Regions from separate parts of the Mus musculus genome. Here region 1 is linked to region 2. Evidence: chromatin loops called from intact Hi-C (ENCODE). Cell type or tissue: left cerebral cortex. All regions are shown on one strand. Links, peaks and the distances in the headings refer to the core of each region. The heading gives the core; the rest is flanking DNA.

Region 1 (14,950 bases), core at 4,148-12,147, 1.4 Mb after region 2:
GGGCTGCAGGTCTGGGCATTGGGTACCCGCACCACCGGCAAACGTGCTCCGTACACGTGCACCGTACTACTGCAGGACCCAGAAAATCCTGCAAGCGCAGAACCCAGCTCCAAACTCAAAGCAAACTCCAAACTTGAGCTCCAAACTCAAGCGCGAAGCGTGAGCACCTCCGTGCTCCCGCCTGGTGCGACTTCACGCCACCTGGCGCACCGGTTTTTTCCGTTTTGTTTTTTTTTTTTTTTTTTTTTTTTAATTAAGGCGCGAAGGGCCGGGGTTTGTGAACCGCCCGAAGCCCCACGACAGTCTACAACTCCTCGAAGGCCTTCGAACTTCGGGTTTTCAAATGGGGACCCAGAAAAGACAGAAGAATCTGCTTCACGCGAGTGGTTAGGAGGCCCAGCTCCCCCGGCGCGGGTGGGGAAGTCTGCAGGACCAGGAGCTGGTCGGCCTGCAAGCTTTTCTCGGGCTTGGAAGAGGACTGGAGGGAGAGGAATGGAGCAGTGGCCAGGATATGGAAATCCCGTGTCGGGCACTGGGTTTCCAAGGTCAGACTCTCTGCATCCTATAACTTTACAGCCACCAAGCGAGCCACGGGGTCCACGACGACAAAAAGAACTGCGCTGAGACCTCTCTGCGTCTCTGTCTGGGATCCAAGACGCCTGGGAAATGGCATCTGACCCGCGTCGGAAGATTTAGGCTCCAAAGAGGAGTGTGGATGGGTTCGGGCGACCGCGACCGCCTGAGCGCCCGAGGGGACTGTAGTGCCGGCATCTATCCGGGCCTCAGCAGCAGGGAAGACACAAGATTATTTAACCTAGTGTGGCGCAGTGGGAGAATGCTTGCACTCAGTGACTGAATCTCCCTTCGCCAGCTACCTCTGCTCCACTTCTGAGGGTCGCATCAGCGTTCCCGGTTACCAAGGCTCTATTATTGTCGACCTGAAGCTTTGGCCCAAAGTCGATTGCCCTGTTGCCGCTAGCGCCCCTTGGGTTCAGCGCTCCCGCGTGCCCTCTGGCCCACCCCGTGTTCTCTCTCTCTCTCTCTCTCTCTCTCTCTCTCTCTCTCTCTCTCTCTCTCTCTCCCTCTCTCTCTCTCTCTCTCCTGGAAGGCGTCGTGCACGCGTGCGTGTGGATGAGTGGAGGGGAAAGGAGTAATTTTTCCTCGGGCCACCCCTTTAGACTCGCGGATCGGCCACCCAAGGAAGGTGCAAGTGTGAGACCAGGATTGCCACCCCGTCGCCGGGCACTTAGCCAGCTGTTAGCGCCGCCTTTTCTGGGCCGCGCCCGCGGGTGACCTGCCCGGAGCCTCCGTGGAAACCAGCACTGCAGCCCTCCCTCCTTCCTTCTTTACCGCGTCGGCCGCTCATCCTCGATCCCAGGCCCTGACACTCAACCTCGGAGCGGGTAGGCGCGACGCTTCTCGTGCACTCACCACGGCTTACCTTACCCCGGGAGCGCGCCGGTCTCTCGTGGGGACAGTCCCTGGAGGTGGCGACGCGGAGGCGCGCCGGCGACTCACGGGCCGCGGCGGGGGTCGGAGGCGAGGCTCACCGCCCCCGCCACGGCCCCTCCCCTCCCCCCTCCCGCGGTCCCGCGCAGCCCAGTCTCCGCCCGAAGGCGGGTCTGCCATAAACAAACGCAGCTCGGTCACACGTGGACCGCGGAGCAACTGCGCCCCGCCACCGATCGCGGGCTCCGGACGACCGGACTAAGGAAGCCGGAACCGCCGGGGAGGGCAGGAAAGCGCACCGAGCTCAGGCTTGGCACTGGCCACTGCCACCTCGCTCCGCTCCCGCCCCATGGCTCCGCGGCGGCCGCCGCCGCTGCCGCCCTTGCCTTCCGAGGGCCCTCGCGGCAGCGGGTACAAGCCCTCCTTTAAGGACTAAACAGGGTCGGCGCCTGCTCGCCCGCCAACCACAGCCCCAGGAAGGTCGAGGCGGGAGATACTGGAGACCAGAAGGAAGAGCGAGCTGGGATCAGGTCCACACGGGACGGTCCAGCCTCCAGCCTCAGACAGAGAGGGGGGCTGCGCAGCTGGTTTGCGACGGACTCAGGGCTGGCGCCTTGCAGAAGACGTTGGGTGCTCCAGGCCGGTCTCCCGCACCTGCCCGAGCCCGGCACCCCGACTCACCTGACCCCTGGCGTCCCTGTCCCCATTCCGGCTGCCGCAGCCCAAGCGGGACTCCGCGGGCCTGGAGCGCAGCGAGGTCTAATATGCCCAGAGCCGAGGCGCGATGAAGGAGAAGTCCAAAAATGCGGCCAAAACCAGGAGGGAGAAGGAAAATGGCGAGTTTTACGAGCTGGCCAAGCTGCTCCCGCTGCCTTCGGCCATCACCTCGCAGCTGGACAAAGCGTCCATCATCCGACTCACCACCAGCTACCTGAAGATGCGCGCGGTCTTCCCGGAAGGTGAGGCTGCAGGTGGGCGTCCGAGGCGCGGGGGAGCTGAGCGGCCGGCTGCAGAAAGGAGGCTTCCGTGCGCGGAGAAGCCCGCGCGGCCTCCTGGCTACCGTGGCCGCGTCTGGGGAGGCCGCGCCGGGGCTTCGGCCCAGGCCTAAGCTAAGGCTGAGGGACAATCCAATCACGTATAAGCTCTGGGCAGAGTCGGGAAAACCAAGCGTTATTCCTGGGTTAGTGTTTGCCAAGCTGACACAGGCAGGCTAGTTCGTTCCGGTTGTTCTTTCCCCCTTTCCTTTCTTTCCTGGCCCTCTCCTCCTCTCCTTTCACTGGCTTCTCTTTCTTTCCTTCCTTCCATACCAGTCCATGCTGGTCTTCTCTCTCTCTCTCTCTCTCTCTCTCTCTCTCTCTCTCTCTCTCTCTCTCTCCCTCTTTCTCTTTCTTTCTCTCTCTCTATCTCTCCTTCTTCTTCTTCTTCTTCTTCTTCTTCTTCTTCTTCTTCTTCTTCTCCTTCTCCTTCTCCTTCTCCTTCTCCTTCTCCTTCTCCTTCTTCTTCTTCTTCTTCTTCTTTCTTCTCCTCCTCCTCCTGCTCTCTCTCCATTATAATTTTTTCCCTTCTCCTTACTTCTCTCTCGCCTCTGCTTTTGCTCCCCCCTCCTCCATTTCTCTCTTTTTCTGCTGGTGGACAAGGACTCGCTGCTCTATCCTCTCTGAGCTGCTGAATGCACAGGAAGGCCCGCGCACCGCAGGCCAACGCTGAGGCTCCGAGAGTTTGTGAGCAGATTCGAGTGAGAGACTCCTATATCGTTTTCCCCAACTTGCCTCCCTTTGCTCTGGGAAACGATGATACGGGCAGGAGGACAAGAAACTGGATAAGCTCGGACGCTGCCGTTAAGAGAAAAGGGATCATTTCAAAAGTGGCGGGTGGGCCTGAGTGTAACATCTCAGGATTTGAAAGCGCTACAGCGGGCAATTGTCACCGGGCCGCAGCTCTCCTGTGGACGCTGGTTTGTAGGAAATAGCGGCCTGCTGGATGGACACTCTCCAGCGGGTGACGGGCGGCTGGGTCAGGCACCGCAGTGAATCAGGTCTGGGGTCTGTGGCTGGGGCTGAGGGATTCTGACATTGTCAGAAAGCACCGGGCTCCGAGGCCTGTTGCCTCCAGCACCTCCAGGCTTTAGGGCTGGTAGTGCAGAGCAGGCCTCTCGGAAAGCCAGCGCCGCGGAAGGAAGACAGAGATTTGGAGAGTCGTTGCTCTGGTGGCGACAGGTGTCCCTGGGCCACAGGGCTTCTCCACCAGTGCTGTTGCGCGGGGTCAGTAAGCCCCCTCTGCGGCTGCCTCCCACGGCCTGTGTTTACTTTGTCTGAGTCTTAGCTGAATTTTCCTCCACCACAGTGGTGAAGCTCGGCTGTCTGGTCCGCGGGTGCCAGCCTCCAGTCCGGAGGGGCCCGGGAGTAAGCGCCGGCGAACTTAGAGCACCCGGGAGCTGAGGTAGCGAGAGGCGGTGGCTCGGCCCCTGCCCGGCAGGCCCACTTCGGGAGGGCCCTGCTCCAGCACCCTGCGGTCCTAAAGCATACCCAGCTGGGCCCAAGGGACGTTCCTCGGGGTTTCTCCCCCTGCGCTGAAAGTTCTTGGTCCTGGCTCCCTGCTGTCAGGACCCCTGGGTCTGAGAAGGAGAGATGATTTGCTGCTGTCTGAAGTTTCCGTGGAAGGTTAAAATATGGAATTAGGTTTTACAACAGCAGCAACTTTTCGTTGGTTTCTTTTCCACCCGGAAGAGTGGTGTTAGCCGATGTTCTACAAGGAGCCTTCCTATCCGCTTGCTACAAAATAGGCTTCGAGATCAGGCCTCCTGCCTTGAGGAGGTTTTAAAACCCTCCTGGGTTTTAAAAATAAAAATTATCAGAAGAGTAAACGGTATGTTGTCAGTTATTTCAAACAAACCAGAGATTAACTGGCGGGGGAGGACTGCGGGTAAAGGACTAAGTAAGCTATTCTTGTTTGGGAGCTAGCCAGCAAATAAGGACACTGCTGTGTGTATAGCACAGTAGCCATTTAAATAAGCTCTCAGTCTGGTGTGTATAAGAAGGCACTTGGCTGCGTTCTGGGTTCCTGCGGGAGTGGGCCTTCTGTGGGCACTGCCCTGAGCAAGCGTCCCCAGTGCATTGCTCAGACGCTGCCCAATTGGGGGTGGGGTGGGGGAGGGCACCTCTGCTTCATAGAAGGTGACTCTAAAGCTTGATACTCCTTGAAGGGGTCAGCCTGGTACCATTTAGCTCTAGAAATGGCTCCGAAATTGTGAGGCCAGCAAAAGGAAGGAGGCAATGCCTTAACTCCGACACCCCTTCCTAGCAATGCTGTCACAGGAATGCTTCGGAGAAAGGGTAGCCTAGGTAGGGTGTAAGGAACTCACTGCTCAATCACTTGGCACGGTGGCACCCGTTCTCACGCTGTCTGGGGCAGTCTTTGTCTTTGGAAGTAGCTCTGTTATGCAAAATAATGTACTCCCTTCTCCAGAGGTGTTCTTGTAATTGATTTAACCTGTTTTGGGGAAACCAGGGTCAGGGTCGGCTGAGGACGGTTGCTTTGAAGTCAAACCAAGACCATGGCTCTCAGGGTCTTAGTGGCCAGGGCAGTACTGGACACCGGCAGGATCTTTTTAGATCAGTTCTTCCACACAAGTCGAAAAGACTCTGAGCAAGAATCTATCCGCCAAATACAATTTTTGCCTTGAGCAAGGGTGTTTACTGGGTAAAGAAGAATCTAGAAGAGCAGCTTGGGACTTTGGAAGTGGGAAGAATTAATGCCTCAGAGCAGTGGGGTCTCTGTGCCGAAACCTTTAATGCAGTTCCTCATGCTGTGGTGAACCCCAACCATGAAATTATTTTCATTGCTACTTCATAACTGTAATTTTGATACTGCTATGAATCGTGACCCACAAGTGAAGAACCGCTGGGCTGCCGCTGCCGCAGTGGAACCCTTCCTAGCTGGGAAATGTGAAGCCAAAGGCGGACAAGCCCACCGACCATCCAGCTTATGCTGTAACTGCGTGGCAGGCGGTAACGGTATGGTATGGCAGGCAATGATGAATGCCTATACTCCAGCAGTACAGAGACCAGTAGAAAGAGAAACTGGAAAGGGTCAGGCAGCGAGGTCTCCTGCAGCTTGGGGAATACCTCCAGTTATTTCTGGGGGCTTGAAGACAATTCTGCCTTCTGTAAAACAGGCTCATTGAGTACTCAGTATTTGCACAGCATTGTTGTGGATGCAGGTGAGAAAAGAGCTGAGGAATCTTGCAACCGAAAGGGAACACTACTTTGTTGTTGTGCGCAGAAACACCTGAATAGCAAGGGTACAGGGGCAGCTGTCTGGTGTCTAAAGACCTCTCCTTTCTATCTCTCTGTTTTCTTTCCAGTGCTAAACTAATATGGGGTGGAGGGGGCATCTCATCAAGGCTGGCTTTGTAACAAGGGCTAGAGATAGGGAAGAGCGGGTCACACTTCAGTGGGTAAACAGAGCTGTGGCAGCCTGAGCTGTGTTAGGTCACATGGTCCAGCTTCTGGAGGAGCTTTTCAATATGGGGCGGATAGAGGTGGCTAATTTTGGGGAGCCAGAGCCATCCCTGCTGTAGATTCCACCAATCCACCTCCTGCAGGAGAGACCCAATGAGCTTCCCCTTAGTTAGTGAGCATTCTTCCTCTGGACCCTGGCAGGAGAGACTGGCCCAAGACTAGGCTCAGGATCAGGAGTCTCCATTCCTGCCTTCTTATCATGTGGGAAGGGGAGAGGCATAGGTGCCTATCCCAATGTACTTAAGAGAAAGCAATACACACACACACACACACACACACACACACACACACACACACACACACGGGTGGGGGGTGGGGGGAGGTAGTGTTCAAGGTCTGAATTTTACCAAAACCAAATTCTTTGGCTTTTAAATTCAGTTGCACACACACACCCTCACCTCTGTCAAAATACCCACAGGCACTGGACTTAGGTCATGCTTTCTCAAAATGATTTGATTTCAAGACTTTGGCGAGGACACTCTTGCCCTATGCCTATGCGCACACGCCCATCTGTCTTTACAACCATTTCTTTATTCGCACTTTGAGGCCTGAAGCTCCCAGGTCAGTCCAGCCATGGCCTGCTATGCAGCCCCTGGCTTTGGAGCAGGAGAGAGAGAGAGTCTGGCACTGCAGACTGGGAATGCAGCTCACAGAAAGAAAGCTTCCCCTATGGACCCTGGGCTCTGCCAGGTAGCTTTCTTCTGGGCACCACTGGTGGGTACCACACTTAAACTAGGGCTAAGTATTTATTCAGCCTTGGAGGTTGTTATCTCAGGGGTCTTTGGCCCTGGGGTCAGAGTGTGTACACTCTTGCCTGTGGTGGGACACCCAAAGCTTGAAGCCAACCCTTTCCTTGTCCCAGCAACCCAGGAGGAGGTCTTCTTTCGGGCATCCCTACTCACCACCCACCATCAGCATCTCTTGACCTGCTGAATTGAAATGGGCATGGGTGCCAGGAAAGGGCTTTTCAGAGACCTGGGAGAGAGCAGAAAGACTCTAAGGTAGGAGCACTGGAGAGGAAGCACTAGCTGTGGTCTCTCCAGGGGAACAAGCCAGAAGGCCAGAGCTCAAGCCTCACCGTTTTAACCCTGAGGAGGCTATAGCCCTTTTGGCCACCAAGCCCTATCCAGGGCAAGGATTCTGCGCATGAGAGAGAGAGAGAGAGAGAGAGAGAGAGAGAGAGAGAGAGAGAGAGAGAGAACAGATCCATGTGGGTAGATACTGTGAGGGTGCTGGCTCCTGCAGCAGACCTGTGTGAAGAAAATCAAGCGGCCATCTCCTCACCCCCACCTGCTCTGACAGGCTTGATTTGCAATCTGGACAGCCTCAGAGGCCTGGAACCAGCTTGAAGCTGCCTTCTCCAGGAACATGGCCTCTTTCCCCACTCTACAAGACTGTTGTTTGGGGAAGGGGAGGACCAGGGGCCATTAGATGCAGCAATGGCTTGGAAGCTCTCCCCCTGGTGCTCCCCACCTTTGTTCTCCCTATCTTAGTCCCAAGAAGATGAGGTTTAGAGTTGAGCAGATTAGAGGTCTTGGCGTGGCCTGAAGGCCAAGATTTATGAGATGCCTTGGACACCAGGGATGAGGTGGGAGGGGTGGGGGGTGGGGGAGCAGGAGAACAGATCTCTGATGTAGAAAGAAGGCTCCCTAACTGGGTTTTATACTCTCTTCTGTCTTTGGCAGGGTGGGGGCCAGACAGTCCCCTCCACAGAAGGAGGGAGGTGTTAATTCCATTACATTTCTCAAGGCCTTTATGGGGAGCCTCTATGTCACCACTTTTAGACGCCCAGTGTTGAGGGGTGAGAGAGGATGGGTGCGGAGCCCCCACAGTGTTCACCAGTGCCCAGGCCTTAATTTGATCAGGACCTATCTCCTCTTCCTGGTCACAGTGAGCCTTCTTGTTGGTACAGCGGTGTGTGCAAACCCAGGGTCCTTGCATCTGAGTTGCAAGTGGGCAGCCAGTCTCCGAAAGTCTGTTCTAAATGTCTTGTTTTGTAGTTCAGTGCTTGTGTTTTATGGTTTGCATCTGGAGGTATCCCCAAGAGCCTGGCTGAGACCCTCATTCTTGCTCATGAGTCCTTGGTTGACCAACTAACTGACCAAAGGGCCAAGAGAGGAGGGACCATATTTAGCTTCTTGATGTTGGTGGTCTGCTAAGCTTTAGCTGAAGGGCAGGCAATATGGAGACAAGTGCTGACCCCAGGATGTCAGAGGAAGCCACTAGAAATGGGCACCTGGACTTGGCTCCCTCCCCAGTGGTCTCAGAAATTTCTCTCTAGGGTTTCTCCATGCAACCTGGTCTTCTACCTGGGGGCTCCTGGATTCTCCAGGAGAGAACAGCAGTTGGGGAACCCAGTCTTAAGACTGAGAAACTGCAGGTGAGGGTGGGGGGTTGTGTTCCCTTCCAGGAGAGGAGAGGGTTTAGGGTACAGTGAAATGGACCACTATTAGCTATGAACCCTGGAGGCATCCCCACTTTTCAAATAAATACACAAATCCCTCGGTTAGGTCTAAATAAGGGCCATTTACCTGGTGCTTCAGTTTTCAGTGGTATACTATCATTTTCCAGGACCGAGATTCTTCTTTTCATGACAAACCTTACTTTATTCCACCCCTAAGTACAACCCAAAGTATATTTTTACGGGCTGAGTGAAAATACCTCTCCCACAGCGGTTCCTAATGGATCCGCTGGCAGAGCCACTACCCCGGGATGAGGTGACTGGGGCTGGGGGGGTAGGGTGGGGTGGGGTGGGGGAATTGTCCCGTGCAGCTCAGCCACCTCCTGCCAGATTCAAAAGGGGCACATTTTCAAGAAGTTACAGGAAAAGAATAGTGAGGTACAAAAACATCCGGGTATTTGAATTATACCTAAAAGAGTCCTATGTGCCATGGGCTCCGCTGTTGTGCTGTCAAGACCGTCCAGGGGTTTTCCAGGAAGTGGGACAGAGGCTTCTGTGGGGGAGATCACTCTGAAATGAGAAGAGTCCCCAAAGACTCTGGGAAAAGTCAATAACGTTGAGGAGAAAGAGAAGCAACTTGCATCGTCAGGGATGGCTCTCTGGCCAGAGGACCACACAAACCCAGGCAGGCCGGGGAGATGGGAGAGGACAGTCGCCAGGGACACATCTGTCCATTTTCAGAAACTAAGTTTCCTGGATCCTTACTAAATTCGTTCTTCTCTGTGAACCTCTGGAGGTTTTATACCTCCGTTCTTCCAGTGGCTGTTTCGATGGGGATAAAGATCTGATACTCCAGCTTTCCTCTCCACAAAACAAAGTAACTAGCCTGAAGCAAATGGTGCTCTGGGGGGATTAGTGTGCGATGCTTGGAGGGGAGCCGATACAAAATGACCCTTGCTCACAGGCAGAGGCAGAGGGGCCAGGGATAATGAGCTACGACTTTGCCTGGCACTGGAGGAATTGTGTAAATAGCCACTTCTCTCTGGGAGCAGAAATTAGAGGTCACCCCTTTTTCAGTTTTCAGGAAGCCTGGACTGTACTTCAAGGCCCGTTTTCTATTTCCTAGGTTGGAGGATCAGAGGCCACAAGTCAGCAGCGACTCTTAAGGAACCCACTTAAACCTGTCCATATTGAGGGGTTTTGTAGCCACAAGGTTTGCTAAGGCTGGCCAGGGTGTGTGCTTACAGTGTCTAGCCTTATCAAGACTCCTCTGGCCTGTGGTCCCACACAGGCAAGTAGAGATTTGACCTTGCTTGAAGTTCCCCAGAGGACGTACCGACTGGGCTCTATTCGGGTATGTGGCGAAGGCTCGAGCTCAGAGCTCAGGTTGAGGCTCTGGCCACCAGTCTTCGAAGAGAGCAGAGGAAAGCCTCTACCTGCCCTTAGCAGCCGACCCTGGGGCGTGGGGAGAGGGAGACTCGGGAAGGGCCTGGCTCTCTTTTCCCACGGCACTCTGGGGTAGAAGGGAGATGGTGGGAAGCCTCAGTTCCTAAAGGGTCCCCTGTAGGTGGAGGGGATGGGGAGAACAAGCAAGTGCCCAGAAAAGCCAACCAAGGGAGCTTGGAACTCTGGGATTGAAAAGGACCGGTTCCGGGAGAAACTGTAAGCTCCCAGAAGGCAGGGTCACAGGACCTGATGGTTATCTTTGCCGGCTGCGCTCGATGGGAGTGGGAAGAGGGCGGCAGTGCAGATCCACGGGGAGTATTTACGGGTCAAATCGATACCCCCGTTTGGCTTCCAGAATGGCCAATTTTAAAGCAGATAAGATTACGTTGTGGCATTTCAAATAAAACAGCAATTTCAGAAGCATGAACACGTGAGCGACCCTCAGGAGTAATGGGCCCGACTGGGCTTGGGATGCACGGAGGGGGGGGGGCCCAGAATTATGGGTCGGGAGGAAGTTTGTCTTCCGGTTGTAGTTAGTGGTGGTGGTGGTGGTGGTGGTGTGTGTGTGTGTTTGTGGTGTACGTGTGTGTGATTGTGTGTATTCTTTTTTTGAGATGGGACTTCTCTGTGGCCCTGGTTATCTGAACTCACTCTTGTACCCACTTGGCCTCAAACTCAGAGAATCTGACTTTGCCTCCCCTACTTTAATGCTAGGATTAAAGGCATGCTATACCTCCGCTGTGGGCATTCAGGTTTTTACGCAGGGGGACAGGGAGTGCGGGTAGAGGTTGGAGCTGAGGGCGCCCAGGCTCGGGGTGGGTGGATTTCCACATGCCTGGCCTGGAGCCCTTGCGTCTATAGGTGCTGCAATTAAATTATTTGCCTTATTCTCTTGTCCCAGGTCTAGGAGACGCGTGGGGACAGCCGAGCAGGACAGGGCCTCTGGACAGCGTGGCAAAAGAGCTGGGATCCCATTTGCTGCAGGTAGAACCACGAGATAAGTGTCCTCGCCCTCAGATGTGAGAAGGGTTCCCCTGCGGCGCCTCCAGGCCTCAGAGGTGGTGGTGGGGGACGGACGGACGAGGGGACCGGGAACCGGAGCGCAGGCTTCTGGGGGTGCCTCTGGTCCAAAAAGACCAGGACCCAGGCATGAATCTTTAAAATCCAGATTGCAGTGTCATGCCAGCGCTATCCACAGCCTGTACCCCTCCAGTACCAGTGTTTAGTCAGAGACACACGGCGCCCGGAGCGGGACTAAGTCCTTGGCACTTTTGCTTCGCTCAGTGACAGACCTAGACGGGTCACTGTCGGGGAGGCAGAGCTGAATTGACGGCCGTCCGGCTTGCGAACAGAGAGCACTGGCTCTCTAGCTTTGCGGGGAGGGGGTGGGGGAGGGGAGTTGAGGTAGCCGAAGCAGAATCCGCGTCTCTCCTTGCTCCCCAACCCCACCCTACGATCGCTTCTTTTCAAAACTTTTCCACCTCGCTGCACTCCCCAGCGCTCCCAATTTTATTCTGAGAGGGAAATTGAAGACACGGAAGTTGTAAATAACATCCACGAGGTTGCAACCAGAATTGGTCCAGTTTTGTGACCCATATCAATAACTCAAATACGGGGTATTCTCAGGCATTGGGTTTCCCCAGCCTCTATCACTATGTCGACTTCACGCGCGCGCGTGCGGGTTGCGGTTGTAGCTGCGCAGCTCTGGCGCCCGAGGCCACTTTCCACATCAGCCCCTGGGGTAGCTGAGGACAGCGCCGCCTCCCTCCCATCTCAAAAGCTGGCCTCAGAATCCCGTCAACGGTGCGATTCATTCCCCGCACTCCTGTCATTTGTCTCTGCCACCAAAAAAATGCCCACTGATGGCTATTTTGCATTTCCTTCTTCTATTTTGTGTTTTAAAAAAGTTCGCGGAAAGCCCTAATGGCGACCAGCAAAGAACAACAAATCCCCCAGATCTTTGAACTGCTTTGCCACAAACCCAGGGTATAGCCTTTAAACTGCACATCCTGGGTGGGGGTGGGGTGGGGTGGGAGGGCGGCATTTGAAGCCTTAGCGAACTTCGTAGCAGACGTGTAGGGTAGTAGCCACGAGCCTGCGCACTCCACGGTCGCAGCCAGGAGCCGGCTGTTTTTTCCGTATTTCAACCCCCTTCATATAGTGACATTCATGTCAGGGACATCTAAGAACTGAGGTACCAAGGAGAAACCCGGTGGATAGTGTGAATGCCCTAGATGTCTTCGAAGTGTGTAATTCCTTAGTTGGTGACACTCCACACTTCCTTTGAGAACAGATTTTTGTTTGTTTGTTTAAGCTACTGCTGGCGACTTTCAATTTTTAATCGTAACTTTGTAAACTTCCACTCATTTCCTTAGATACAGTGAGAGATCCACTTGTTATTTCTTAAACGAACTTCGAGCCCAGCATTCAGATTAAAACGCCAGAAATTGATTTTTATTTTTCATATTTGAAATGTCACCGATTCCATTAGGAAAAAATACAACATGGCTGAGTTTAAAACGGAGAAACGTTTTTAAAAGTGATTTTTTTTAACCCATAGTGTAATGAAGGTAGTGACAGGTTAGAAGGCAAAGAATTTTGGTAGTAAACTTCGATTCAGCGGAAGGTTGAGGATATCTTTATATTTTATTTTTCCTTCACTTTTTTGACCATTCCATGCCTTTAAGGGAGTGGGTTTTTTTTTCTTTTAAGAAACTCAACAGTAATCTGGTTTCAATTACATGCTGTAAAAATAGTATTCGTAGCCAGAAATTAATTTGGGATATTTTTATGGGTGTACAATTGAATGCTGTATGAAGCTTTTAGCAACTTTATTGTCCCCCCTTTAAAGTTCCTGATCTTAAAATATGAATGAGTAAATACAGTATTAGGTTTTTCTTCTCAAAAATATTTAGTCTTTTTTTCCCCCTTGATGGTGCGGTTGTTATTCTCTTTCTTGTCTGGATCACTTTTTACAATCTCACGTTATTTCTGGAAGGTTAGCCAGCTTAGACAGAAATCAGAATTTCATTGGGTTCGTTTGCATTTTTCAGAAGTCGGTACTCTTTTCCTCTTGACTTTGGCAAAGGTCATTTGATCCCTTTCAAAGTCTAAATGCTTGACTCTGTAGACACGGTCTGGTAGAATAATCGAACATTTTGTTTTATTTCCTCGGGAATGGCAATGGTAGGAATTTATTATTCTAACGGTACTTAGGGGTAACTAGAAAACCGTGGCAAATAAAGGGTCGGTCCTAGTGGTATAAGCCACTGCCAGTTCCCACATTAAGTGGCCTGTGGAGCGGTAGGTGCTCCCCTAAGAACCATAGAATGCCAGATTCGGATTCGTTCTAAGTGCTAAATAAGGCTAAACAATAAAGCCACGGTTGCGTTCAAGCTGAGTGGGTTAGGACTTCCCAAGTGCTTTGCGTGGTCTCTGTACTGTGGATGTGAGATTGTTTTAAAAGTGCGTTGAAAGCGTTTGAGATCCTGGCTTGGGGATCAGGCTCTGAGCATTGTTACCTGCAGTCCTTATGGCCCTGGACTTTTAGTCTCTCCTGTAACAAATATGCACACATAAAGTTTTGCCTCAGGGCCCCAGGCATGCTAAGCAAACACCCTCCCCCAAGGCACTTACTCCCCCCCCCCCCCCCCCCGCCCCCAGCCCTTCTCATTTTAATGGACTCCTCCAGTCCAGAGTCTTCTGGTTGCTGGATTCACTGCGAGATGTCTAACTGCAGTCTCTCACACTGTTTCTTTCTCTTTACAGACTCTAGATGGATTTGTGTTCGTGGTGGCCTCTGATGGCAAAATCATGTATATATCTGAGACCGCTTCTGTCCATTTAGGCTTGTCCCAGGTAGGTACTGTCTAATTCCATGGACCATTGAAATATTAAATGTTAACAGTCTTGATGGCGTTGCCCAACCTGTTTTCACATGCTTTTATGAACGAGGATAATGTATAATCGTGAAGCCCCCTCCGTGGGCTTCCCTCGACTTACATTTTTACTTTCTTTTTTCCTTTGAGGTTAATGTCAGTACGTCTCAGCTGCGGTCAGCTCTGTTCCAAGATCACTTTTTACAGTCTTTTAAAAATCAGATTTCCTGATCTGTCATTTAGTAATGTCAGGTGGTACCAAAAAGAGCTTTCCTAAGGGGGACCTTTCTATCCTTGTTCACTGTCTGCCTGTGGTATCTGGCATTGCTGTGGATCAAGAGGCAAGCGCTCTTTCAACCTGGGTTTTGTGTAGCATGTGCCCTGGGGAGGTTAAAAGGGCAGGGTGGGCTCATGGGCTGTTCCCGTGGAATTCAGGGTCATTTTTCCTGAGGTCCCCCCCCCCCAGTTCGGTGGTTGCTTCAGTAAGCATTTTACATTCTGTGACAGAAAGTCATAAAATCCAGCTCACTACTGTTTGCAAGGTCCTGATTTCTTCAGAACTTTTCCAGAGTGCCATTTCTTAGAAGAAGAGCTGAGCTTAGTTTGTCTGTCCCCAGAGAGTTTGCTAGGGGGCTAAAGGCACATCTGGCCAGGGAGAGGCTGAAAGGTCACTCCTATTCACTCCACCCGTGGCTCGTGGTCACAAGGCACATTGAAAACCCTGTTCTCTGACGGATTTCAAGTGTGTTTAATGTGTCTGAGTACTGCACCCCTCACTGCCTCTTTTGCCCCACGTCCCTATGACCTTTCCCACATTCCTGCCTGTCTTGTTTTCTTTTGTGATCCACTGGGTTTAACTGGGGGTTTCTGTGTGACTGCTGGCCTGAAGCTACTCACTGGAGCCTAGCGGACTCGCCACTCACCAGGGAGTAGACAAGCAAAGGCAAGGACTGTCTGTGATCAGTAACCAATAGCAGGGCACCGGGGAGGGGTGGGGCCTCCAAGCCCCTCCCTCACCCGTGCCTGTAGTCCAGCCTGGCTATAGGTTGATGGGCCTGTTCCATGCAGATCCAGCACAAAGGCATTTTATAGCGGCAAACACAGCTACTACGAGCTCGGGATTGCAGTTGTGCATCATCCAGAAGATGAGTTCACAGACTTTATCTTCTGCCTTTTTCACGGTACTCCTGGCCCTTAGAGGAGGTGGTGGAAGTGTCCCGGTTTAGAACTGGAAAGCCAATATTAGTTCTTCTCTT
Region 2 (14,950 bases), core at 3,107-11,106:
TACCCTCTGTGAAAATGCTTCACTTCCTTGCCTTCATCTCCCTGTGGAGACCTAGGCCTTTCCAGTTCATCTCAACACCCACTGGGCTCCGAGGGCACTGAATCGACATCCGGGCTTCCAGTCTGAATGCCTGACTGTTGGGGCCCATATCTCCTAAGAGGCCAAAATGAATAAATCCTGTTCCAGAGCGCCCAAAGGCACGCCAAGTCATGAATTCCCACTGTGCCCCACCGTGCCTCAGTTTACCATGGTTGTTCCAGGGATCCCTCATTACCAAGAGGTCAAACCCATGAGGCCCCCTCGTCTACAGCACAAGAGGACCATGGTGGCCAAGAAAAGCTTGTTGATGTTGGAATTCAAAAGTCTAAAAATTAGGAGTTTAAATTGCATCACCCCCATTTCTAAAGGAAGCAGGAAGGGGGCATCCAGTGGCTCGGTTACTACTTCTTGGGCTTTTTGATTTATCTCCAAAGAGTTTTGATGGAGAAGGGAAGGAGACAAAATTAAATCCAGGGACATTTAACTCTGTACTTAAAACAATGACAAGCACACCTAGGCTAGGTTACTAGCACTGTTGTTGTTTTATTTAAAGCTAAGATGTCTTCCAATTTGATATAGATTTTTGTCACTGAGAGATGATATAGAAATAATGAAAAGAAATCAAACTTCAAACAGAAATACAAAGCAGTGTCTGCAGTAAAAAGCTATAAACAATAGGTAAGGCAAGAGAAACATTTACATTTAGTACAGACCAAACAGACAAGAAGGGACTTGCTGGCCCAAGATAGCTCATATTTTGTTGAACTTCTCTGTTCTTCAAGTATCAGGAAGTTGGGCCAAATGTCAGCTGTCTTCTCTGCTCTGAGGACTTCCCAGCACTGTTCTTGGCTAGCCTATTCTTAGTTTGAAACTGGCATTTTCCAACAATTTTACAGGTTGAAATTAAAGCAACAACTTAGTTACTGCAAATTCTCTAATCTTCCAGAGTTTCAAAGAGGCTGTGGAATGGAACGTAGAATTTATCTGAGATGACATTTAACACATAGCTAGGGATCATGGTCTTCCGGCCAGAATTTTATTTATTTATTTATTTATTTATTTATTTATTGGAAAGCATATTCCATCAGCACCCATGGTCTTTGAACTTCCCTGATAAAGGTATGTTTATATTTTTGTGCTCTGGTGTACCAGGGGCTAAACAAATTCTTTTATTACAGTATTATAAAATCTACTGCAAGTCACCTAGACAACTTTGTAGACGGTATCTGCAAATATTGTGTAGTATGGAGCAGATTTCCCAGTTTCTCGGCAGTGAAATTAAGTGTTTCTTCTATGCTGAGATAAACAGTCTATAGGTGGAAAGAGGGGTGGAGGATGGGAGGACTAATTAGCATAATTTTAATCAATTTTCAAGGGACTTCATGATTGTAAGTCTCCTGATAATTCTGAAGATTAAAGCGGAGGACTTAACAAGATTCCGGAAGGTTCCGGGAGATGCTCTTCTACAAGTGATCTGAACAGGGCTTCACATCATCCGATTTTTATCTGGGGGTGGTGGCGGCAGCAGGGAATAGGATAAGTCCTGCAGGGTTAACCCCTAAAGAGATTCCGGAATCTTAATTCACATGTAAATGTAAAGACTGTTGGTAGAAACTGCTTCTGTGTGTTTGGTAGGAGCTGGCACACAGAGGGGCCAGGGCCCATAGAAAATACAGCAAGGAAGATGGTCTGTTTCCAAGTCCAGCTTCCTCTTAAACCCAGCCTTTAAATCTCCTTTCCCTCCGCAAATTCTATCTACTGACTGGTGAGCTCCTTGAAGCAGCCGTCCCTCTGTGGGACAGCATAGGTGGTGACAGATATTAATCCAGAGGTCTGATTTTTCAACTTCCCTGTCCACCGTGACCTTTGTCATGGCTCCTGGCTGTCACTCAGGGAAACACACTGAGGTCTTTCCAAAATCATTTGTAAAGGGGAATCTCTACGGCAGTGATTATTTTTGTTAAAAGGAAAAAATTATTTTTCGTGGCTTGTAAAGGCAATGTGTAAGGTCTTTAATTCTTTTGAAAAGAAAAATAAACATTTCCATGTGGTAGCTCAAGACGGGACCACGTCAACTCCTGAAGACCATTTTAAAAATCAGTTATTTAGTGTCTTGATAAACTGGGATTCCCTGGTAGACTAAGACGAAGAAGAACAACCACAACCACAACAATAACAACAACAACAACCACAGCAACAAAGCTCAGAAAAGACCCAATTTCTTCCCTCAAGGAAGCCACAGTCCCTTTAGCTAGGCTGGCAGGGAGATCTACCTTAACTGGCCCTTTCCTTGACTACAATAAGTTTGATTTCTCTCTGTTCTCTGAAAGTGACCTTAGGGCTGAGCCCAGATAGGTCCCTCTCAGGGTAAACAGAAGACAACACCAGCTAAATTTGTTTTTCTAAAGGAATTGGGACGGATTCCCCAATACTTGGAAGGGAAGGAAAACCCGAGTGCCTGGCTCCCCTTCAGACTCTCAACCCCACCTCTACCCCTTTAAAAAGTTGCTTTCACAACAGTGGTAAAGGTGGCAATTCTACAGACAGAGTCAGCAGCAAATTCTACTTCTATGATTTTTTTTTTTAATGTGGATGGTCTTTTTAGCATGAAAAGGGGAACCGGACAGCACTTGTCAAAAAGTGAGCGCTATTCATTGTAATTAGATCAAGATCCAGCTGAGGCCTGGAACTACGAAAAGCTTAAATTAAATTAATCTCCCTCCTAAATGAGACAATTATTCAGCTAAATTGAAAAAAAGAAAAAAGAAAAAGGAGAGCAGCTTCCCTTTTCAGCTCGGGTCCCGCCTTCTTAGCCTTTTAAAAACACAACTTGACAGAGTCTTTTTGCTCTCAGCTGTACCTTTTAAAACCCACCTCAGGAGAAGACCAAAGAAGAGAATCTAAATTCCTCCAGCTCCCTGCCAGAGTTGTAGGGTGGTTCTTTCTTTCTTCTTCTTCTTCTTATTCTTTTTTTTTTTAAACCGCCCGAGGTTGTTTATATATAGCTTCTGAAAGCCAAGTTTTAGACGCAACACAAAGCTAGGGCAAGATCAGGGTGAAAAGCGACCTGACCAACGTGAGCTGCCCACCTGAAGTTGCCGGGTCTACAAGGCCCCTTGCTCAAACAGAAAAGCTGCTGGATTGGACCTTTTTGGGTGTCGGTAGACACCTTGTCACCTTTCTTGCCTGGGGCTTAATTTAGGTGAGCCAGCGATAATATTCTGGAGGTTCCAGAAAAAGCAACAGGATTCAATACTTGCGGCTTCTGGCAGGAGCAGGCTACAGGCTCGGAAAAACTCCGGACTTTGGCAAACTTAACCAACTACTCCTTGCCGCGGACTTTGGACACGCTGAATCTTATAGCGCGATTTAAAAAAAAAAAAAAAAAAAAAAGGCGGCGGGGCGTGTGTGTGTGTGTGTGTGTGTGTGTGTGTGTGTGTGTGTGTGTGTGTGTGATCCCTGGCTGTTTCCCTTGGTTTATTTATTTATTTTTTTCTTCTGACCTGAAGGTACTAAAGCATCTCTTATTTTATTTCCTGATGCTTTCATTTGAGAGATACAAAACGGTCTGGGTGTTCATCCAGAGGTTCGGGGAACCTTAAGGAAGATGGACTGGCCCGATCCAAGGTTCTAACTTTTTCTATTTCGTAGCAAAGATAAGGAAGGCCCTTGGTAGGCGCTCTGAAATTATCCTGATTTTTTTTTAAAAAAACTCCCTCTTGGATACCTCTGAGGCTGACCCTCCCGAGGGTCGCCACGGTAACGCAGCATCCCCCCCCCCATCCCAAACTCAGTGAGAAGGACCAGAGACTTCTACTACAGGCAGCACCCTTCTCTAGAAGCCGCCTTAGCCTCTGCCCCCTAGGCTCACTCTGGCCATCGGCTGACCTCCACCTGCTCCTCCCGCCACCCTCTTCAGGCAGGAGTACCTTGAAAGCGATGGGCAGGGTCTTGTTGCAGCGCCAGTGAGTGGGTAGCACGGAGCAGAGGAAGTTGGGGCTGTCGGTGCGCACTAGCTCGCCAGGGTGGTCAGCTAGTACCTCCACCATGCTGCGGTCGCCGCTCCTCAGCTTGCTGGCCAGGGCGGCGCCGCCATCCGGGGCGCCCAGCGGCAGCGCCTCGCTCATCTTGCCGGGGCTCAGCGCGGTGGAAGGCGGCGTGAAGCGGCGGCTCGTGCTGGCATCTACGGGGATACGCATCACAACAAGCCGATTGAGTAAGGACCCTGAAAACAGCTCCTACTAGACGGCGACAGGGGCTCGGATCTTCTGCAAGCTGCTCCCGGGAGACCAACATACAAGTTCAGAAGCCTTTATTACTACCGGAGGGTTGTGGGGGTAGGAGACTAAATTACCATCAGTCCCGGACTGAGATCTAGTTACACGGATCGGCCTCACACCCAAGCAGGGTTAGCAACTGGCCGCTTAGTGCGTTAAAAAGTGGGCAACCAGAATTCAAAGTCAAATGCCCAACAGAGCCTCGCTTTGAGAGTTGAAGTTCAGTCTTTGGCTATTACAAACGGTCCCGGAGGCAAAATTCCCATACGCGTCCTAAAATATTTATGCGCAGAACAACAACAACAACCAAAAAATGACCAGCAAAAACTAGATTTGGAAGTTCCAGCAGTTAGTTGCCTGTCAGTTTGTTTTTCTTTCTTGCGGGTCAGTTTTGTTTAGAGTCTCAACAAAATACAAAACTTAGGAGTGTCTTCCATACAGAGCGCCCCTCTTACCATGAAAAACTCACTTCGTTTCTCAAAAGCAAGAGCCGTAACTTTAAAAGATTGTGCTACTAATGTATGTGCTCGTATATATAAATATATACATATGATCTACTTCATAAAATATTTACAATACAATCTGTAGAGAATTTAAACACAACAGAAATCCATTAATGTTTGCTGCAGTTTTTTTTTTTTTAAGTAGCCTTGAAAATCAGCTTCAGTAGTTGGAAGGCTGGGATAGGATCACTTGTCATTACTCAATAAATTCTGGCCAAATAAATGGTCAGTGCTTTACAAAGATCTGTAGCTAATCTTAAAAAAAAAAAAGTCAAACTCGATGACACTCAGGGTAGAGCTTCCCACAGCTGAGGACTCTGGTTTGGGAACGCTGGTTAAGTTTGTGGCTGATCCTGTGGTTTGGTGGGAGTTGAGCCGCAGTTGGGTCACACACACAGGCAGACTCGCACTCTTCGGAAGTCAGCCACTGTCTACATTGGTTGAGTGAGTCAGCCCAGAGTCTGGCAAGATGATCTTCCTCCAACGTCGCCCGGCGGTGGCTGGTTTTCTGCTGGGGCGCACAAATACCCACGAGCGAGCACCGTGTAACCGCAGCAGGTGGAGCGGGCCTGGGAGGAGGCACCGTAGACCAGTAGGCTCGAGTTACACACGCTCACTCCCACGCACCCTGCCACGCACACGCAACTTCACCGCTCGCCTGGAACTCCGGAACACTTTCTCCCGCAGTTGTCAAAAGAAACAATCGGAGAAAAGTTCACAGCCTAGAAGTTGAAACATCCAAAGCCTAGAAGCCGGTTCATTCAAAAGTAAGAAAGGGAAAATAAAAATAAAAATTAAAAAAAAAAAAAAAGGAAAGGAAAGGAAAACAAGAAGGTCCAACGCAGATCTAGAAAGAGCCGCAAAGGGTGACTTTCTTGCGTCTCGGGGAGCTCAGGATGGAAGTGCCAGCCGCGGGGCCGGGCAGCGTGGTGCCCTGGCTGGGTCCGGCCGCGGGGCGCCCGTCCTGCCCGCGCCCGCTGGCTCTATGAATGAGAGTGCCTGGAAATGAACGTGCTTTTACTGTAAGCCCGACCCGAGGAATTCCATTCCCTCAGCTCGTTTGCATAGAGGAGACCGACGGCCAATCACAGGCCTTTCCGGTATCAGCCTGGGCGCGGCCGGCTGCCGCGCTCCTGGAATTGGCCCGCGCGCCCCCGCGCGCTACTGTACGCTGCCCGGCCCGGGACTCGGTGGCAGCCCCTACCGTCCCCAGCTCCCGCACCCACGCCGACCCCGCACCCACAGGCACACGCTGCCATGTTTGCCCGAAGCCAGGCCCAGGTTCAGATCCCACGCCAGGCAGCCACGCGCGGTGCTGCACTCGCCCTGGGTGGGTTTGCCGGGCGCAGCGGCGCCACTGGTGGCCTCGGTCCTGGAGACCCCGAAACAGGAATCGAGAGACCGGTCGGGCTTGGGGACCGAGGGCTGCGTCCGGAGAAGCCCTGGGCCTGGAGATCAGCGGGAGGGAGACGCCCTGTGCTCCCTGGACACAAAGCTGCCACCGCGAGGCTTCAGGGACCTGGGCTGGCATCCGGGAATGGTCCCTAGGCAGCCTTGCACTGCAGTCCATGAGCCAAGGCTTGGGGTCCTGGGAGGACAGGGTGGGATTCGGCCGCAAGAGGGTTGGAGGGCTGATGGCCGAGTGGGGGAAGCTCTGAGCGCCTCCCTGGGCCAGACTAGCAGCTGAGGAGAAGTGGCACCGAGTCATTTAAACAAGGCCAGCCACTGCTCCACCGCAGAAGTTTTGGGTTTTAAGCATCCTCTCCTTCGCAGAGTTGCTTTATTTAGTGTCTTTTCTCTGCGGCTGGGCTGCGGCTTGATTACGCAGCGCGCCGCGTTCTGAGTGTGCGCAGCGGCTGGAGAGGAGATAGTTTTCTAACCAAGGCCTCAAAGAACTCTAGACTACAAAAAAAGTTGAAAGCATGGGGGACTCAGGCCACCCCGAACTCATGAGCTCGAATCCACCCTCCAGCTCCGGCGGGAGTCCGGAGCTCTCCTTCAGGCAACGAACCCACTCCGCTTAAGCAATGTAGGGGCACCTCCCCCACCTTGTTCGTCCCCGCGGCGCCGAGGGCATTTTCGCCGAAGAGCTTTAAGGGTCTCCTTCCTGCTTGGCTCGCTGCCGGCTACTGTCCCCAGCCGGAGCAGCTGGCCTGTGCTCCGGGGTCCCTTACTTCTCTTGGGCCTTGCTTCCTCCGGAACTTCTTACTACCCACTCCATGGAGCCCGCTACTGTCCACATATTGACCGAACCCCTCCACTTTCATCTGTGCTCGGGTCCCTGGCTGGTCCCCGCGTGTGTCTTCCTTCCACACGCATCTGCGCAGCCTGGGTTCCGTGGAAGAGGAAGAAGCTGTGGAGGTCCCGGCACGGAGGCCTTGTCTGAAGTTTGGGGTGGCTTCTCTTGCCCCAGGCGGGTAGGAGCTGGCGGCATGGAGGATCAGGCAGGCCTTTCACGGTCATGTCGGGGCTCAGACCGGACGCCAGGGGGCAGCAGCGGCCCTCGTTAGGCGTCCTGGGAAGCGGAGCAGGGCACTGGGCACGCCCCGACGGCGCGAGGATCAGTCTCACCTGGAGGTCCTTAGGGTCGATCTTGTGAGTTTGGGGACAGACATTAGGAAGTGGCCACCAGAACCCACCTGAGCGCCCCCGTCTCTCAGACCGGTGGTAGCCGGTCCAGCTTGCATGGGAATCCCCCGGCTGGTGGGTCTCTACTGTCGTGATCCACCCAAATTAGGGTCTCATCTCTTCTCAAAGCCTCTTTGCCTGGGCTCCGCCTTATGCTAGTTCAGGACCATGAGTTCCTCAGGTGTCCAGCGATTGTCAGCGAAGGCTCAACTTCTCCAGCCTTCTGTATTTTCCCGAGTGGGCCCGACTTTCCTCCTTCAGCACAAAGATCGTGACAGCAGGGCAAAGCTCAGTGCTCCCCTGGCGTTTGGGGGGATCCGGAGCTTTGGGAAGACATTTTTTCCTCCTTGCTTTTCTTTTAAAACGAATCTTAAAGAAGTCCCAATTCAGGGGTCGAATCCCGCTGCCTGCGCTCCCCTGCCAGGGCCACAGCTTCCAAGTGCAGCCAGGTTCTGGTGTGCCGTATTTACTGGAGAGTTCATGGCCAGTGGAAGCGAGACTCCCTCAAATAGCTAGCTAGACTCCCCTCAAATGCATTTTTTGAGCAGCCGACTTCAGATCTAGTGCTCCTGGAGCCACAGCCAAGCACATCCACACAGACCAACCGAGACAGGGCATCATCAGAACAGTGTGGCAGAGACAACGCTCGACCTTGACTCCAGGGGAAAGGGTGTCTCTCCGGCCCTTCAAAAGATTAAAGGAATCGCGTTGGGGTCAAACCTCAAACTGCGCATGGAGTTTAGGGTTGTCTGTCTGGCAGAAGCCTAGGAAAGACAGTTACATGAACACAGGCACCAAGTTTGGCTTTCAAGGTTCGCACCTTGAGCGCTGCTCAGCTGAGTTACTGCTAGTAACTCAGTTAGTTCGAAGCTCGATCAGGATAAAGCAACGAAAAACTGCAAAAATCCGGCCTCGGGCATCCCTGGACCTGTGTGGGTTGTCACTGAGCCACTTGACACGCACTTGAAAAACACAGACAAACAAAATCATCGCCCCGTCTTTGCTGCAAAATAGCAATCAGCAAGCGCGCAGCTGGGACTCTACCGAGGGGCACCATGAACGCGCAGTCCTTGCGGCTTTGGACAGAGTTCATGCAAGTCCTGCAGCGGGAGAGGGAAATGAGGAATTCCTTCCCACCCAGAGTGCGCATTTCACTGTCAATGCACACTTTCTCTCGCTTGCCTCACCAAGAGCTAAAGGAAAGGTTTACAACTTTCACTTCCAGGCTTCCCCCAGAGTGACACTAAAATTTACATGATTAAAAAAAAAAAAGGAAAAAAACTGCGAGGGAAAGATTTGTTTAAGCTGCTACTGTGTGACAGTCTGACAAATTTGTTGCTGGGGAAGTTTAAAAGTGAGCACAACAGGATTTGGACTTTCTACCATGAATTTTAAAAGTAGTGTTTGGTTCAGTGAGAGGCAGGCAACCATTTCAATGGAGGGCGGAGCGGTTTTATTGACTTATTCTTCTACATCCTTACGTGACTGGCTAACTGTAAGTGGTCTCAGAAAACTGAAAGTTTTGTGTGCTTATTCTATGAAATCATCTCCAAAATATATAATAGTTCTCTTAAATCAAAATTACCCTTCCAATATAATACTCTATCTAAATCAGATTCTAAGCATGTAATAGTTTTAAAGTTATTTCCTCCTCCTCCTTCTCCTCCCCCTCCTCCTCCCCCTCCCCCTCCTCCTCTGAGTGTACTGTAGTTTTAGACCAACTCCTTGCAGTTGGTCCTTTCACAGGCACTGAGCTATCCCAGTGAGCAGTAACCACTACATAAGCGAGCAGCTGTCCACGCTGTCTGGCTCTCGACATTGGAACTTACATTTTTCTCTCAGGTGAAGAACCTGCACGATTATGTCACTTTTCACATTTGTTTACTATTGTTTAGGACCAAACTCCTCAATTCTTGCACCGTATCCTTCCTCTCTGAATATTTCTATGCTGTGCTGGGGGGACACTCAATTCTAGCTTCATACCTTTCCCCCCCAACCCCTGTATAACTTACAAGGAGCAAATTGAAAATATTTCTCCCTTTCCCACAAAATTCGTGGTGCTTAGTAAACATTTTGTCCTCATAAAATTTTGCGTCACCGTTGCTCTGACAAGTGTAATAAACTCTGTCATAGTTGACGGAAGCCAAGCCACATTTTTTTCAGAGAGTCACACAGTCATTTAATAACAGCAGAATGTGTGAATGGTGAACGCCATAGAGCTGAAGGTATCATTTAAGATTTCATTGGGGTATTTTATGTGGTATGACAGCTACAATATGGATTGCTCCTTTTAAGTATATTTGAATCAGCAAAAAAGCTTTAATTATTTGGCAAAATGATATCATAAAGTATATATAGAAACACATCAATAGACAACCATACATATATGTGTATATGAATATATACTTCATTAAAATATAAATTGGACTCTAACACACCATGAGCCTCTCTAGGATTCACTTTATGTATGCACTCCAAAATAATAGAAAATAAAAATAAGCCCGTGAATAAACAGAAAGCTAAAATTTTCATAATAATTCCATTACTTGCCAGCTTAAAAAAAAAAAAAAAACAGATTCTCTACTGAATTCTTTTACTTTTCCTATTTCATCACTTGCCATCTTTTTGAGCACTGGGAGTTTTATATCACCGTCCAAATAAATCCATCATCATTGGCACAAAATTAAAATAGTCAATCACCACGTAAGTGGACTGTGATCTGTCTAGAGCGCGGCTTTGTGCGCTTCCTGTCTGTGCTGGATTCAGAATTCGGAATCTCCGTGTCTCAGGAGCTCTGAGCTGCATGCACAAACACATGAATTAGCTGCATGCATGAACACATGTGAAGTATTTACTAAAGCTCTGGGGATGACTCAGAACTCCAGTTGAGATTAAAACCAAATCCCAGCTTAATACAAAATGGTTTTAAAATCAGTAACATGGCAGAGGCTAAGCACAAGGAGAAAAAAAAATCTGAATATCATTCCAACAATTTATTTCCTTAAAGCCAGTGTTTATCCAAATAAACAATTCAGAATACATTTTCTAAAAGAGATTACCTGGTGCTTCTGTGTTCCAATTGCTTTCCTCTAGTGGTAGATCATTTCAGAAACACCTCCCCCTTGGTTGGTTCCCTCCTCCCTCCCCTCCCTCTCCCTTCCTCTTTTCAGCTAGGAAAGCAGTTTGTTTACATTGACACCACTCGTTCTTGAAATGTCACAGCCTTAAATATTGTTGGAAATCATCAGCATATGCTAAGATCCCAGGAAGACACTTTCCTCCCAGCAGTCTGCTGCTTCTAAGGTACAGGGAAGCCCACACCAAAACTGTGCTCATTCCCTTGAGTATTTACAGATAATGTGAGTTAGAAATTACCCTTCCTTAGCTTTGTACACTGACAGTGGTCAGCACCCAGTGACAGTAAGGGCACATGGTCGGTCTCAATGCCTTAGGATTTGGGTAGTCACATTCCATAGCAGGACAAGACGGCTTATCAACGATGTTGTGAAGAAGAAGAAGAAGAAGAAGAAGAAGAAGAAGAAGAAGAAGAAGAAGAAGAAGAAGAAGAAGAAGAAGAAGAAGAAAAAGAAGAAGAAGAAGAAGAAGAAGAAGAAGAAGAAGAAGGAAGAAGAGGAGGAGGAAGAGGAGGAGAAGGGAAAGGAAGAGGAGGAATGGGAAGAGGAAGAGGACGAAGAACAGGAAGAGGAAGACGAACTGAAAGAGAAAGAGGAGGAAGAGGAGGAGGAGGAAGACTAAGAGAAAGAAGAAGGAAGAGGAGGAGGAGGAGAAGGAGAAGGAGAAGGAGAAGGAGAAGGAGAAGGAGAAGGAGAAGGAGAAGGAGAAGAAGAAGAAGAAGAGGAAGAGGAAGAGGAAGAGGAAGAGGAAGAGGAAGAAGAAGAAGAAGAAGAAGAGGAAGAAGAAGAGAGCTAATTACTTCAGATTTCCAGACGCTGTTTAAATAGGCAGGAGGTCAAGGTTTGCAGCTCCACAGTCATATATTTTTTGCAAAAGCAAAAAAGAGCAAATAAAATAGGAAAGGCTTCCACAGGGCTGCCTTCTAATGACAGACTGAGGGACTTAAATGTGTGGCCTCCAAGGAACAACCTTAAAATAATTTTTAAAAGATCTTGGTTTACAAGGGCATAAAAAAGCTCCATAAAGTTTCCTTTTTTTGAACACAGTAGGGACAGAACGATTTGCACTAATTATTAAGGTAAGATGAGGTAAGAAATAACAAATGGACTCAGAAGTTAAGGCAAGCTTGGTTCTAACTGGTGAGCATTGGACCTAACAGACTGACCCAGTAGGACTGACTAGGACAGGTAAATTTATTCCAGAGACCTGGTAGAGCCAACCCCCTGGACATTCTCTCTTGAGACCCAGAGACACCTCTCCATCTCAGGCTGAGTGGTTGGAAAAGCAGACTGGAGCGCAGATCTCTATGTATACACTTAATACTTCGACAATTCTTAGAGAAAAGCCAACGTGGCAAAAGCGACTGTGCTTGGAGAGGACTGTGTGTTACTGTGAAGAACTTTCTGCGCTTGGGTGACATCAGCTTGAGGACACAGGGAAACTGGCTGAACTCAGTGAACAGACACTTATAGATAAAGGCAAACCTGTGGAATTATGAAGGGATTTCCACCTCCAGGAGCTGGGGAAGATGCCACCCTGGGGCTTGGAGAGAGACGAGAGGCTACATACTCATTAATGGAAGCTAGATAGGACATGATCTCCCTTCCTTGCCCACTGTATGCCATCATAGAACCAGCAGTGATTGAATTGTCTCCCTGCTTAATCCTGGGAATCCTATAGTCACTCCCATTTTATAGGCCAGGAGCCTCCCCTTTAGGGAGCTTAGGAAACTTGCCTGTGGACACACATGAACGCACATGTACACATGCAGATTTAGTGTGCACACACAGGCACAAGTATGCACAGACATGCACATTCACCCCCACACCACACATACCCATGCAGATGTGAGTACACACACATACACACACACACACACACACACACACACAGGCACATGAACACACACATGTACACATGCACAGGTGCACACACAGGCACTGGTACACACAGACACACAGGCACATGAACACACACACATGTACACATGCACACGTGCACACACAGGCACTGGTATACACACTCACACACATACACAAGCCCATGCACAGCCACAGGCATGGACCAACTATGTTTCTTCTTAGGTACAATTGACAGCTTTGAGAAAAATTTAACTGTTAGTATGTCCTCTTTCCCCTCTTTCCTCCTCATTTCTTGTAATTCCAGCACTTGGGAGGCAGAGGCAGGCAGATTTCTGAGTTCGAGGCCAGCCTGGTCTACAGAGTGAGTTCCAGGACAGCCAGGGCTATGCAGAGATATTTTGTCAAAAAAAAAAATCTCAAAAATTCTTCATGTGGGAATCTCAGATATGTAGAATTTCTATCCTGTAGTTATTTCTTGTCACCGAGAGTGTTTGGACAGGCAATCGCTATTTGGTTGAGAGATTTTAAAATCTATAATAGGCTTTTAGTCTTTTCTGACCTTTAGTCTTTCCAAATGGTAACTCCTAGATTCTCTGAGAGCATGAAATATTTGATTTTCTTTCTCCCAGCCTTCCTAGAATGGTCCTTATGTGTCAGGGTTCTAGGCTTATTGGTGACAGAGGACAAATAACAGACAGCAAATGGGGTATCATGGCTACTGGCAAGCATGTGTGCATGGTCCAGAGAACAAGAGGGAAGGGACAAGGGAGGACGGGGCAGCAGCACCTGGGGATGCTTAGAAGAGGTTTTGGTGCTAACACAGGTGATGTGTCCTTGACTTAGAAGATGAATAGAGCTTCTACCTTCTGAATCCCAGAGAAGGGGCTAGAGAGGCTGAGGTGAGCTGGACAAAGGTGCTCCAGGGAGGAGGATCGTAGAGAGCAAAGCTAGGCACTTGTAATTCAGGTCACTGTGCCATTGCCAGTAGAGACTGAGTTGGAGGGTGGGGTGTGGTATCTCACATAAGCTGAGAGGACTGAACCTCAATATGAAGACAATGGGTTCCACTACATCCAAGGATACAGCCTAGCCGAGTGGGTAATTTAGAAATTTAGTCCACCAAAAGTGTATAGGTGACTGGAGGGGAGAGAGAGAGAGAGAGAGAGAGAGAGAGAGAGAGAGAGAGAGAGAGAGAGAGAGAGAGAGAGAGAGAACACTTGAGAATTGTGTCCTGCATGTCAAGCTGGCTTTGCCGCTGCCGCTTTCATTGTAGTTACACCAAGTCTCTGAATTCGAACCCATGGACTTACTTGTGTCTCCCTTCCTTTTGTTGCTAAGTCCTCTGAGTAGTTTTTTTTTAGCATTGGTTGTTATGATTTCTCTCCTCTTCCCATGCCCATCCCAATTGCTCCCACTCCAGGGCTAATTCTCTGACCTCTTGTCAGATTTCTTACGAATATACCCTGACAAGGGATTCCCACAGCTTTTCTACACCAGTCCTTCTAGCAGGCTTCTGCTAACCTTGCATCTCTACATACCCAGAACCCAGGGCCAGCTCTTCAGCTCTGTGCTGCAGGACTATGGAGCACCCTCCCTGTTCTGATTGCGGAGGGATGTGTCAGCTTTCTTGCTCAGGTTAGATTCCCTCTCATGGATTATCCTAATACTTCATCATGGTCTCCATGTCTCCCAGATGACCTTTGAACTATACTTGGTGTCTCAGCATTGGAATGATGGAGGGTGAGGTTGGTAAGAGGCCACCTTCCCCTGGCTTCAGGTTTCTATGTAGAACAACATTCCTCAGTATGCAATCCTTGGCCCCTTTCCACACCCCCATTTATCCTCAACCAGGAGAGATTCAATTACTCTGCCAGCAACTTAGGAAGCAGAAGCAAGAATATGAGGAAGAATCCTAAAATAGACTCTTAAGATTGTCCATTCTAAACAGAACAGTGAGGGAGAGGAACCCATATGAGCTGGTTGTAGAACAGTTAACAGACGGAGGGCTTTTTACAGTAGTTAAGGTTGCTATTCAGTTGGACTCCAGTCAGCAAGCAGAGTTGATCCTAGTTGCTACAATGTAGCCAAAGGAGACGGTTAAAAATGGTAAGTTTTTCTGCCTGGGGCTGGAATGAAGCCAGCTGTTGCTCGAGCTGAAGAAGACAGAAGTCGGTGTATAAGAGAGAGAGAGAGAGAGAGAGAGAGAGAGAGAGAGAGAGGTCCTAATTCTCTGACCCTCTCCCTGGCAGTCAGCCAGCAAGGAAGCAGGGCCTGTCTTTCTTGAGGTTTATGGAACTGCATTCCACCAGCTACCTGTGTGACCTTGGAGGAACATTGCCCCCTAAAGACTCAAGTTAAGAGCTTAGCTTGGCCAACCTCTTGATGGAGAATCCAGGGAGACTAGTGGGCGTGCTGACTGTGAGCTAATAACTGGGTGTTCGTTAAACTGAGGTGTTTAAACTTGTGGTCTGATAGCAGTGGAGAACTAGCACACTGACCTTCAGTT

Evidence for each region. A loop is a pair of places that touch in the nucleus more often than their neighbours do. Peaks named below come from ENCODE experiments on the same cell type or tissue, not always from the same donor. Only the 100,000 strongest peaks of a DNase experiment are listed, where the experiment ranks them.
Region 1: it touches region 2 in a loop (7-fold over the local background); 5 of 42 quality-filtered maps call a loop at or near these places.

What each region holds. Positions count from the first base shown.
Region 1 is chr16:94,083,583-94,098,532 of GRCm38, forward strand. It overlaps Sim2 (single-minded family bHLH transcription factor 2), which reads left to right and starts at 1,678. Exons shown (of 11, transcript NM_011377.2): 1 at 1,678-2,408; 2 at 10,718-10,800; 3 at 13,585-13,674. The coding sequence starts at 2,234. It overlaps Gm31175 (a long non-coding RNA gene), which reads right to left and starts at 1,562. Exons shown (of 6, transcript XR_876272.2): 1 at 1,442-1,562. In left cerebral cortex, for the core only: no CTCF peak of the experiment used is centred there; no DNase peak of the experiment used is centred there.
Region 2 is chr16:92,691,516-92,706,465 of GRCm38, forward strand. It overlaps Runx1 (runt related transcription factor 1), which reads right to left. Exons shown (of 8, transcript NM_001111021.2): 3 at 3,969-4,222. Among named protein-coding and RNA genes, the nearest start is that of Gm30281, 63 kb to the right of the region's middle. In left cerebral cortex, for the core only: a CTCF peak has its summit at 7,293 (motif pointing right); DNase peaks (open chromatin) are centred at 4,321, 5,295, 5,895, 6,670 and 1 more place; H3K4me3 peaks cover 1,927 bases; H3K27ac peaks cover 666 bases.